Regions from separate parts of the Homo sapiens genome. Here region 1 is linked to region 2. A link is a loop called in an ENCODE intact Hi-C map of the cell type or tissue named here. Cell type or tissue: MCF 10A. All regions are shown on one strand. Links, peaks and the distances in the headings refer to the core of each region. The heading gives the core; the rest is flanking DNA.

What was found. Hi-C counts contacts between places; a loop is a spot of excess contacts. Peaks named below come from ENCODE experiments on the same cell type or tissue, not always from the same donor. Only the 100,000 strongest peaks of a DNase experiment are listed, where the experiment ranks them.
Region 1: it touches region 2 in a loop (4-fold over the local background); 1 of 110 quality-filtered maps calls a loop at or near these places.

Annotation. Positions count from the first base shown.
Region 1 is chrX:143,662,313-143,667,702 of GRCh38, forward strand. No RefSeq gene overlaps it. Among named protein-coding and RNA genes, the nearest start is that of SLITRK4, 29 kb to the left of the region's middle. In MCF 10A, for the core only: a CTCF peak has its summit at 2,208 (motif pointing right); no DNase peak of the experiment used is centred there.
Region 2 is chrX:144,613,768-144,619,157 of GRCh38, forward strand. No RefSeq gene overlaps it. Among named protein-coding and RNA genes, the nearest start is that of SPANXN1, 630 kb to the right of the region's middle. In MCF 10A, for the core only: no CTCF peak of the experiment used is centred there; a DNase peak (open chromatin) is centred at 2,724.

The DNA of each region.
Region 1 (5,390 bases), core at 299-5,298, 950 kb before region 2:
TAAAGATATAAATATAAGCCCTAAACTAAAACACTCCTAGAGGGAAACATACGAGAAAAGCTTCATGACATTAGATTTTGCAGTAATCTATTAGATATGACACCAAAATCACATGCAACAAAAGCAAAAATACACTAATGAAACAAACATCAAACTTAAAAACTGCTACACATTAAAGAAAAGAATCAACAGAATAAAAAACAGAATCCATGTACAGAATAAGAAAAATAATTGTAAATTACACATCTGACAAGGGGTTAATATGCAAACTATATAAGTAACTCCTACAAATAAACAACAAAGGTGTTAACCTGATTACAAAATAGGCAAAGAATTTGAATAGACATTTCTCCAAAAGCGATATAGAAATGGCTATCAAGTTAGGCCGGGTACAGTGGCTCATGCCTGTAATCCCAGCACTTTGGGAGGCAAAGGCGGGCAGATTACCTGAGGTCGGGAATTCAAGACCAGCCTGACCAACATGGAGAAACCCCGTCTCTACTAAAAATACAAAATTAGCCAGGCATGGTGGCACATACCTGTAATCCCAGCTACTCAGGAGGCTGAGGCAGGAGAATCACTTGAACCCAGGAGGCGGAGGTTGGAGTGAGCCAAGATTGCGCCATTGCACTCCAGCATGGGCAACAAGTGCAAAACTAGGTCTCAAAAAAAAAAAAAAAAAAAAAAGGCTATCAGGTGTATTACAGGAGACCCTACATCACTAATCATTACAGAAATGCAAATCAAAATGACAATGAGATATCACCTGACACCCGTTAGTAAAACAAACAAAAACAAAAATTAATGAGCGTTGGCAAGAACGGGGAGAAATTGGAACCCTTGTGCCTTGCTGGTGGGAATGTAAAATGATGCAGCCATTATGGAAGACAAAGTGAAGATCCCTCAAAAACACCTAAACACACCATTACCGTATGACCCAGCAATCCCACTTCTGGATATATTTCCAAAATAATTGAAAAAAGGATCTTGAAGAGATATATGTACATCTATGTTCATTGCAGCATTATTCCCAATAGCCAAGAGGTAGAAGCAATCGAAATGTCCATTGACAGATAAATGGATGAATAAAATGTGGTATGTACAATGGCATATCGTATTATTTCATTTTTAAAAAGAAAATTCTGTCACATGCTAAAACATGGATGAGCCTAGAGGACTTTATGCTAAGTGAAATAAACCATTCACTGACAGATAAATATTATATGATTCCATTTAAGTTAGATATCTGGAGTAGTCAAAAGCATAGAAAAAGAAAGTAGAATGATGATTATGAGGGGCTGCGGTAGGGGGAAATGAAAAGTTGTTCAATTCAGTAGGTATAGCTTCAGTTTTGCAAGTGAGAAATTCTAGAGATCTGTTATACAATAATATGAATATAGTTAACACTACTGAATATATGCTTAAAATGGCTAAGAGGATATGTTTTATATTACGTGTTTTTACTATAATTAAAAACGAAAAATAAAAGAAACTTCCACTGTAGCCACATACACACACACACACACACACACAAAATCAATCCACTTAAAGCCTTAAAACGTAGGACTTGCATATGTAACTTATCTGTGCATCAGGTGGCTTAAGGCTTGCCAGAGCTTACACAACCAGCTGGCTGTGAGCCGGAAGCCAGATTTTCTGAATTTCAATACAATGAGAGTTCCTCCAGAGATTCCTCTCTATCACCTTACCCTCTGTTAGCATGGAATCTAACACATAGGGCCTACTCCAGTAAAAATTTTGGAAGAAAAAAATGCCTCCCACATTGGCTAATCACCTCCCTTCTTAGTTAGTTGAAGGAAAAAATAGATATTTACCTCCGTTTTCTAGGTGTGTACCAGGACAAGCAATTCTGCATGTAAACAATTTTACTTCTGTTAGTAAAATGGACATGACATAAAGAAGCAAACATATTTCAAAATGCAAAACAATTCTGGAAAGATTTTAAAAAATACTTAAAATGGAGTATTGCTGTTTCGTGTCTCCATTTGACACAGACTCCACTGGGTGTTAACTTTTGAAGGTGTAAGATTTGCCACTGTGGTGCGTCTTGCCCCAAAATACACGTTTGCTACTGGTTTAGAAACGGATTCAAAATGATATTGTGGAACCTTTGGTTTTCCACAGTATTTTGGAAACCTATTATGTTACATACTTCTTTCAGCCACCAGGTGGCATGTGCTTTGCTGAGAAAATATACAATGAAACTGTAACTAAAGATGTATTCTAGTGAGATGAATTCTATCTAATTTTACATATCTAACAAAAAATAATAATGTTTTTATCATGAATTCAATCAGTGAAAAGCTATATTGTAATAGATTTCATAGTTATGAATATGTCATTTAAAGTCGGGAGCTGCAGGGTAGACAGTGATCCTAGCAAAGAACTCATAAATAAAATTTATAATTGATTTAAAGTAGTTGAGCATAGTTTCATTAATGTATATTTTCTTAACTTAAAGCATTATTATTTTTTTAATGAGCTGGTCTTTTAAAATGAAGGTAAAAAACCCACATACGCAATTTTATTATAATTTATAACCCAGGTTGTCAGTGATAAATCCACACACGATTACCTAAGTATCAGACCAAATAAAGGTAAAAATAGGCTGTAGTTTAGAAAACTTCCAGATATTAAGAACAATTAGAGGATAATTATTTATTTTACCAAAAATTATTCTACAAAAGTATTCTCTGCCGTATTGCTTAAAAGAGTGAATTTTGTTAGACCATTTAACTTTTCATCTGACTTATCACAAAAACGGGAAGAAAGGGCAACCAGATGCTTATAAAGTTGTGCCAACCTTGTGGGGGTGAAGAAGTCTTTGAAAAAGTGACAAGATAGTATTTACTATTTTCTTCTTTCTCAATAATTTACTTTTCTTTCTATCTCTAACCCCAAATCCAAGTAGATAACCATTTTTATGCTCACTATTCAGAAGAATAATAAAGCAGAAAGCAGAGAATATGAAATGTTCTTAGCTAGGGTTTTCAAAAAAAATTAAGCTTTTAGGAAATTGACATGCCTATTTTAAAAATATTTATTCTGTTAATCAAACCCTAAATGATATGCCCTATTTCTAAACTTATTTTTAATTGACAAAAAAATTGTATATATTTATGGTGTACAACATGATGTTTTGAAATTATACACTGCAGAATGGCTGAATCATGCTAATTAACATATGCACTACCTCATACACTTATTATTCTTTGTTGTGATAACACATAAAGTCTATTTTCTTAGCAATTTGGGGATACACAATAAGTTGTTATTAACTATAGTCACCATGTTGTACAACAGGCCCTTTGAAATTATTCCATCTAGCTAATCGCAATTTTGTATCCTTTGACTAGCATGTCCCCAGTCACTGCCTCCACCCCAGCCCCTGATAACCACCATTCTGCTTTATGCTTCTATGAGTTTGATGTTTTAAGATTCCACGTATAAGTAAGATCATGTGGTATTTGTCTTTCTGTGCCAGGCTTATTTTACTTAACATGATGTTCTCCAGGTTCATCCTTGTTATCACGATTGACAGAATTTCCATGTTCCAAAAGGCTGAATAGTATTCCATTGTGTATATATACACTCCATTTTATTTGTCTATTCACCCCTTGATAGACACTTAGGTTGACTCAATATCTTGGCTATTGTGAATAATCTGCCGTGAACATTGCACTGCAGATATCTCTTCCACATAATAATTTTATTTTCATTGGATATGCACACAGTAGTAGAATTGCTGGATCATATATTAGTTTAGTTTTTAATCTGAGGAAGTTCCATACTGTTTTCCACAATGGCTGTACTAAATTACTTTCCTACCAACGGTGTGTAAAGATTCCCTTTTCTCCATATCCTTGCCAAAGCTTGTTATATTTTGTCTTTTTGATAATAACCGTTCTAACGGATGGGAGATGATATCTCATTGTGGTATTAATTTTCATTTCCCTGATAATTAGTGATGTTGAGAATATTTTCATATACCTATTGGCCACCTGTATTTCCTCTTTTTAGAAATGTCTATTCAGATCCTTTCCTCATTTTATAAATCAGATTATTTGTTTTCTTACTATTGAGTTGCTTGGATTCCTTATATATTTTGGGTATTAACCCTTGATTAAATGTGCAGTTTGCAAATATTTTCTCTCATTCTGTAGGTTGTCTCTTCACACTGTCATTCGTTTCTTTTACTGTGCAGGAGCTTTTTAGTTGGATACAATCACATTTTTCTATTTTTGCTTTTGTTTCCCATGTTTTTGGGTTTATATACAAAACATCATTGCCAAGGCCAATGTCATGGAGTCTTTCCACAATGCTTCCTATAGTAGTGTCACAGTGTAAAGTCTTATATTTCTTATATTTAAAACTTTATTTTGACTTGCTTTTTGTATGTGATGTAACATGCAGTCTAATTCCCTTCTTCTGCATGTGGATATCCAGTTGTTGTTAACATTACTTAATAAAGAGAGTGTCCTTCCCCCACTGTGTGTTCTTGGCATCTTTGTGAAAAACCAATTGACTGTAAATGCTCATATTGATTTTGCAGCTCTCTATTGCGTTCCATTGGTCTATGTGTCTGTCTTTATGCCAGTACCATGTTATGTTGGCAACTATAGCGAGAGTGAGCATCCTTGCCTTGTTCCTGATATTAGAGGAAATGCTTTCAACTTTCCCCCATTGAATATGATGTCAGCTGTGGGTTTTTGTTATATAGCCTTTATTGTATTGAGGTACATTCCTTCTATACATAATTTGTTGAGAGTTTTTAAAATGAAAGCATGTAGAATTTTGTCAAATGATTTTTTCTGCATCTATTGAGATGATCATATAGATTTTGTCCTCCATTCTGTTAATGTGGTATATCACAATTTTTTAATTTGTATATATTGAACCTTCCTTGCATCCCAGAGGTAAATCCCACTTGATCATAGTGAATGATTCTTTTAATGTGCTGTTGAACGTGGTTTGCTAGTATTGTGTTGGGGATTTTTGCATATATTTTCATTAGGGATATGGCCTGTAATGTTCTTTTCTTGTAACGTCTTTGTTTGGCTTTGTTGAATATGACTGTTGACATAGTAAAAAAAAAAAAAAAAAATACAAGGGGAAAACAGAACAATATGAGCTGAGGATTTGAGGAAACAGGTTTCTCCTAGAGGCTAGATTAGATATCCCTGTGTGGGGAGGAAGGAGGCATTGTCGTATTCCAGAGCCAGAGTTTCAATACTCTACTTCCCAGGTGAAGCTGTGGGGAGGCACAAAACCCAAGAGAATAAGTGGCTGTGTAGTCAGTCTAGACACGTGGGGCCTTAGAGAGAGCCTCATAGGGACTTATCCAACTCAAAGTAGTAGAAAGGCATCAG
Region 2 (5,390 bases), core at 253-5,252:
CACTTTTAAGATATTCAGCCTTTACTTCTGTTAGCCTTAGTGGATATGGTCCTCTACATCCTTCCTGCCACCTTGCATATTGCCTCTTGTAAAAAAAAAAAAAATCACCACATTCCACTGATATATCATTAAGTCAAAGAACAGTAGATATAACTGCTTCCATTTGAGCCAAACTCAGAGAGTTGAGAAAATAGTTGAACTTTTTTGGGGGTCGGAAGGGTACCACTAATTTGATCCAGAAGATACTGGGGGAAAGGAGGCCCTTCACTCATTGAAAATACAGCATTCAGAGGGAAGAATTGGCAACAGGAACTTGGTCACAGGGAAATCCAGGAAGTGGTAAGCAGAGTTTTCTGGAGGATAGGTGGAGCACAATTTAAAAACAAAAAACAGAAACAAAAACCAATGGGTAATGTACAACCAAAAAGAGAGCCCAGAGAGCCATCTAGCTGCAGGAATTTGGCATGAAGTTCAGGGTTGAGGTTGGGATTCAGGGACAGGGTTCCAGACCTATATGTGTGTTTCTGTGTGTGTGTGTGTGTGTGTGTGTGTGTGTGTGTGTGTGTGTGTATGGGGTGGTGGGAACATGCAAAGATTGAGTGAACAAAATCTTTTCTAGGTGACAGGAATTAACCAGCTCACCAAGGCTGGAAATGGTCAGCATAAGAGCAGAGATCAATGGTAAAAGGCATCCTGATTGTGGAGACACTAAGTACTAGAGCCACACTACCTGAGTTCAAATCCCAGCTCCAACACTTACCAGTTGTATGATCTCAGGGAAGTTATGTACGCTCTCAGTGCCTCAGTTTCCTCATCTGTAAGAGGGAGAATAAAAGTATTCATATCATAGAACTTTAGTGAGGATCAAATTAGTTTATATATATTTAAATGTTATATAAATTTGTAAAAGTTCCTGGCATATATGCTCTATGTGGATTTATTATTATATGCAGCTTCCCAAAATATCTGAGCAAAGACAGACTAAGACAGAATCTGCAAATACGGGTCAGAAGAATCCAGGGTTCCTTCCTCCACCAAACCAGTCTCCTGCCTTTCAGTTTCCTGATCAAGTTTTACCTGATCAATGTCAGTTGTCTGTGATATAGTTTGATTATTTGTCCCTTCCAAATCTCAGGTTGAAATGTGACCCCCAATGTTGGAAATGGGGCCAAGTGGGATGTGTTTGAGTCATGGGGGTGGATCCCTCAAGAATGGCTTGATCCCCTCCCTATATTAATGTGTTCACAAGAGACCTGGTTGTTAAAAAGAGCCTAGCACCTCCCTCCTCTTTCTTGCTCCTTCTCTTGCCAAGTGACATGCAGGCTCCCCTTGCCTTCTGCCACGAATAAAAGCTTCCTGAGGCCTCGCCAAAAGCAGACGTGGTTGCCATGTTTCTTGTACAGTCTGCATAACTATGAGCCAAATAAACCTTTTTTTTTTTAAATAAATTACTCAGTGTCAGGTATTCCTTATAGCAATGCAAAGCAAACTAATTAAGTCTGCATGTTACTCCATTATGTCTTCTATCATGGTATGCCCTTTTTCAAACAATGCATTATTGAGTAGACCTCTTTGGTACCTCCTGATGGGGCATGTGCTCAAGTTATAGGAACTAGAAGGTGCATGGTGCTCTTTATTAACCAGGAGCTTGGTGAACAGAATGTTTATAATGGTCCAAAAATGACATTAACACAGTTGTCCTGCTTCTCTGGGTTTCCCTAAAGCCAGTGTCGAGTAAATTTACGTCTTGGAAATTAACCCCTAGAATGTATGAGGAAGAGACCAAGCAGTGAGGTCAAGCAGCCCCCAAATACAAACAGGCCACAGGTGACTTAACAATGAAAATAATCCAACCAAAACTGAATCCAGTGGAATTTTGAAGAATTTACCTAAATGGTGAGAACAGTCTCTGTCTTTTCAAACTTTTTCTGACTTGTTTGAAGCAAGTCTCAAAATGCAAACACGGAGCTCAGGAATGAATACTGGAGGGCTCTGACAGCATCAGCAAGCCAGACGTAGACATTTCAGGGTCGGTTGTGTTTGTTGAATCTTTTGTTACCAGATGTTAATAGAGAGGTAAAACATTAAAAAAAATACGTGGCCCCTTGTCACATCAATTTTATATATGTGTGTGATATATCACCATTTTGTTTCCAGATGAAAGAGAGTAGATACTAAGTAGGCAAATGCAATTTATATTAGAAAAATAACCTGTGTTTGATTAAATAAATCTAATGATCAGTACTATACTTTATTTGTAAACTTACCAGTAATAATTTTGTTTATAAGGCTATGTCCTTTATAAAATTTTATGAATACCAGAATGTATTACTCAATGAGCTATTTTATTGAGCAGTTATTATATTCAGGACAGCATACTTTTTTATCAATACAGAAATAACTGCCAGCAACCTGGAAGTATTATTGCAGGCCTTGTCTTGTGGGACACTACAAAAGTTAGCCATTTCTGCCTATCAAACAACAATTTAGTAAAATTGCATTCATACTGCAAGACACTGAATTATCAATGAGCTCTAAATACCACTAAATTCACATCAAGATAGATAAACACTACTATCTTGTCAGTTGTACTTATTTTCTTCATCCTCAAGAAGCTGTCATCGAGGCCATGTTCATGTGTTTTGAAATAACCACAGTTGAAGAGAGACTTATTTATTGTTGTAGGTGCATTCTTATGGCCAATTCCTGTGGATTTGTACTCAGTGCCAAAGCAGAATGAGTAATGAAATACCTATCCCAATAGGTAGCGAGCAATCTAAGAGTAAGAGCCGTGTCTTGTTTATCTGTTTTGACTGGCTTAGAGTCTAGCAGTTACTTAGAGTGAGAGATAGTGAATGTATATTAAGACCAAGGCACTTGTTATGGCTGAATTGTGGCCCCTCAACCCGAAGTTTATTACTTATGTTGAAGTCCTAACCCCCAGTATTTCAGAATGTGACCATATATGGAGACAGAATCTTTACAGATACAATTAAGTTAAAATTAGGTCATTAGTGTGGACCCTAATACAATAAGACTGATGTCCTTATAAGAATAGATTAGGACATAGACACGCAAAGAGGGAATATCATGTGAAGACACATGGAGAAGATGACCATCTACTGGCCAAAGAGAGGTCCCCAAAAGGAACCAACCCCACTGACACCTTGATTTCAGACTTCTAGCCTCCAGAAATGAGAGGAAAAGAATTTCTGTTATTTAAGTCACCTAGTCTGTGGTACTTTATTATAGCAGCCTTAGCAAACTAATACAGCACTTCCCGTGGCTGGTGGTGTTTTCCATTTCCTCAGTTTCGGTGGGCTTTCTCTAAACTTTTTTTTTCATCGAATATAGGCATTGCCTTGACTTTTCTCTCATGGAAACTCACTAGTTGCTGTTTGCATTAACTTAGGAAATCGCACCTTAATTTTTCCCTGTGGTATTCATCCACACTCTTGTCCCACTTCCAATAAAATTCTTTATTTGGCTGTTGATCTACCATTTTCCAAAACTTCCTGTTCTTAAAATGCCTAGCTTGAAAGCCCTAAGCCTTCTGGCTTATTCCCATCCTTTGGAAGGAGAAAGGTAACTGGTATTTGTGGAGCATGCTTCCTATAGCAAAGCATTCTGCTAGGTCTCCCATACTCCTCTCACCTCCTACTCCTCTAAAGCCAGTGTGATACCCTCAGCCATTCTGGGTTTTCTTGTAATCTTCTCATGTTCAGCTCTCTGCTCTTGACATTAGTGCTTTGCTGGAAAGAGGGATCCTAGGGGTCAACACAGTGCTTTTTACTCAGGTTTTTAGATATAAAATGTTAAATAAACCTATAATAATTGAGCTGAAGGGACTCGATACTATTCAGAAATTGATTTGGTTAATTCAATCTTCTAAGTAAGTATGCACAATTAAGATATTGTAAAACGGTCCTGAATGGTATTGCCTAGGTTTTCTTCTAGGGTTTTTATGGTTTTAGGTCTCACATTTAAGTCTTTAATCTATCTTGAGTTAATTTTTTCTATAAGGTATAAGGAAGGGGTCCGGTTTCGTTTTTCTGCATATGGCTAGCCAGTTTTCCCAACACCGCTTATTACATTGGGAATCCTTTCCCTGTTGCTTGTTTTTGACAGGTTTGTCAAAGATCAGATGGTTGTAGATGTGTGGCTTTATTTCTGAGGCCTCTGTTCTGTTCCATTGGTCTATATATCTGTTTTGGTACCAGTAGCAGCTGTTTTGGTTACTCTATCCTTGTAGTATAGTTTGAAGTCAGGTAGCATGTTGCCTCCAGCTTTGTTCTTTTTGCTCAGGGTTGTCTTGGCTATATGGGCTCTTTTTTGGTTCCATATGAAATTTAAAGTAGTTTTTTCTAATTCTGTGAAGAAAGTCACTGGTAGCTTGATGGGGATAGCATTGAATCTATAAATTATTTTGGGCAGTATGGCCATTTGCATATTGATCCTTCCTATCCATGAGCATGGAATGTTTTTCCATTTGTTTCTGTCCTCTCTTATTTCCTTGAGCAGTGGTTTGTAGTTCTCCGTGAAGAGATCCTTCACATCCCTTGTACGTTGTATTCCTAGGCATTTTATTCTCTTTGTAGCAATTGCAAATGGGAGTTCACTTATGATTGAGTGAGTTTCTTAATCCTGAGTTCTAATTTGATTGCACTGTGGTCTGAGAAACTGTTATGATTTCTGTTCTTTTGCATTTGCTGAGGAGTGTTTTACTTCCAATTATGTGGTCAGTTTTAAGTGCAATGTGGTGCTGAGAAAATGTATATTCGGTTGATTTGGGGTGGAGAGTTCTGTAGATGTCTATTAGGTCCACTTGGTCCAGAGCTGAGTTCAAGTCCTGAATATCCTTGTTAATTTTCTGTCTTGTTGATTTGTCTAATATGGAAAGTGGGGTGTTAAAGTCTCCCGTTATTATTGTGTGGGAATCTAAGTCTCTTTGTAGGTCCCTAAGAACTCGATTTATGAATCTGGGTGCTCCTGTTTGGGGTGCATATATATTTAGGGTATTTAGCTCTTCTTGTTGAATTGATCCCTTTACCATTTTTTAATGCCTTTCTTTGTCTTTTTTGATCTTTGTTGGTTTAAAGTCTGTTTTATCAGAGACTAGGATTGCAATCCCTGTTTTTTTTTCCTTTTTATTTGCTTGGTAAATATTCCTCCATCCCTTTGTTTTGAGCCTATGTGTGCCTTTGCACGTGAGACTGGTCTCCTGAATACAGCATACAGATGGGTCTTGACTCTGTATTCAATTTGCCTGTCTCTGTCTGTTAATTGGGCCATTTTGGTGTACCTGAAAGTGACAGGGATAATGGAACCAAGTTGGAAAACACTTTTAACAGGAGAACTTCCCCAACCTAGCAAGACAGGCCAACATTCAA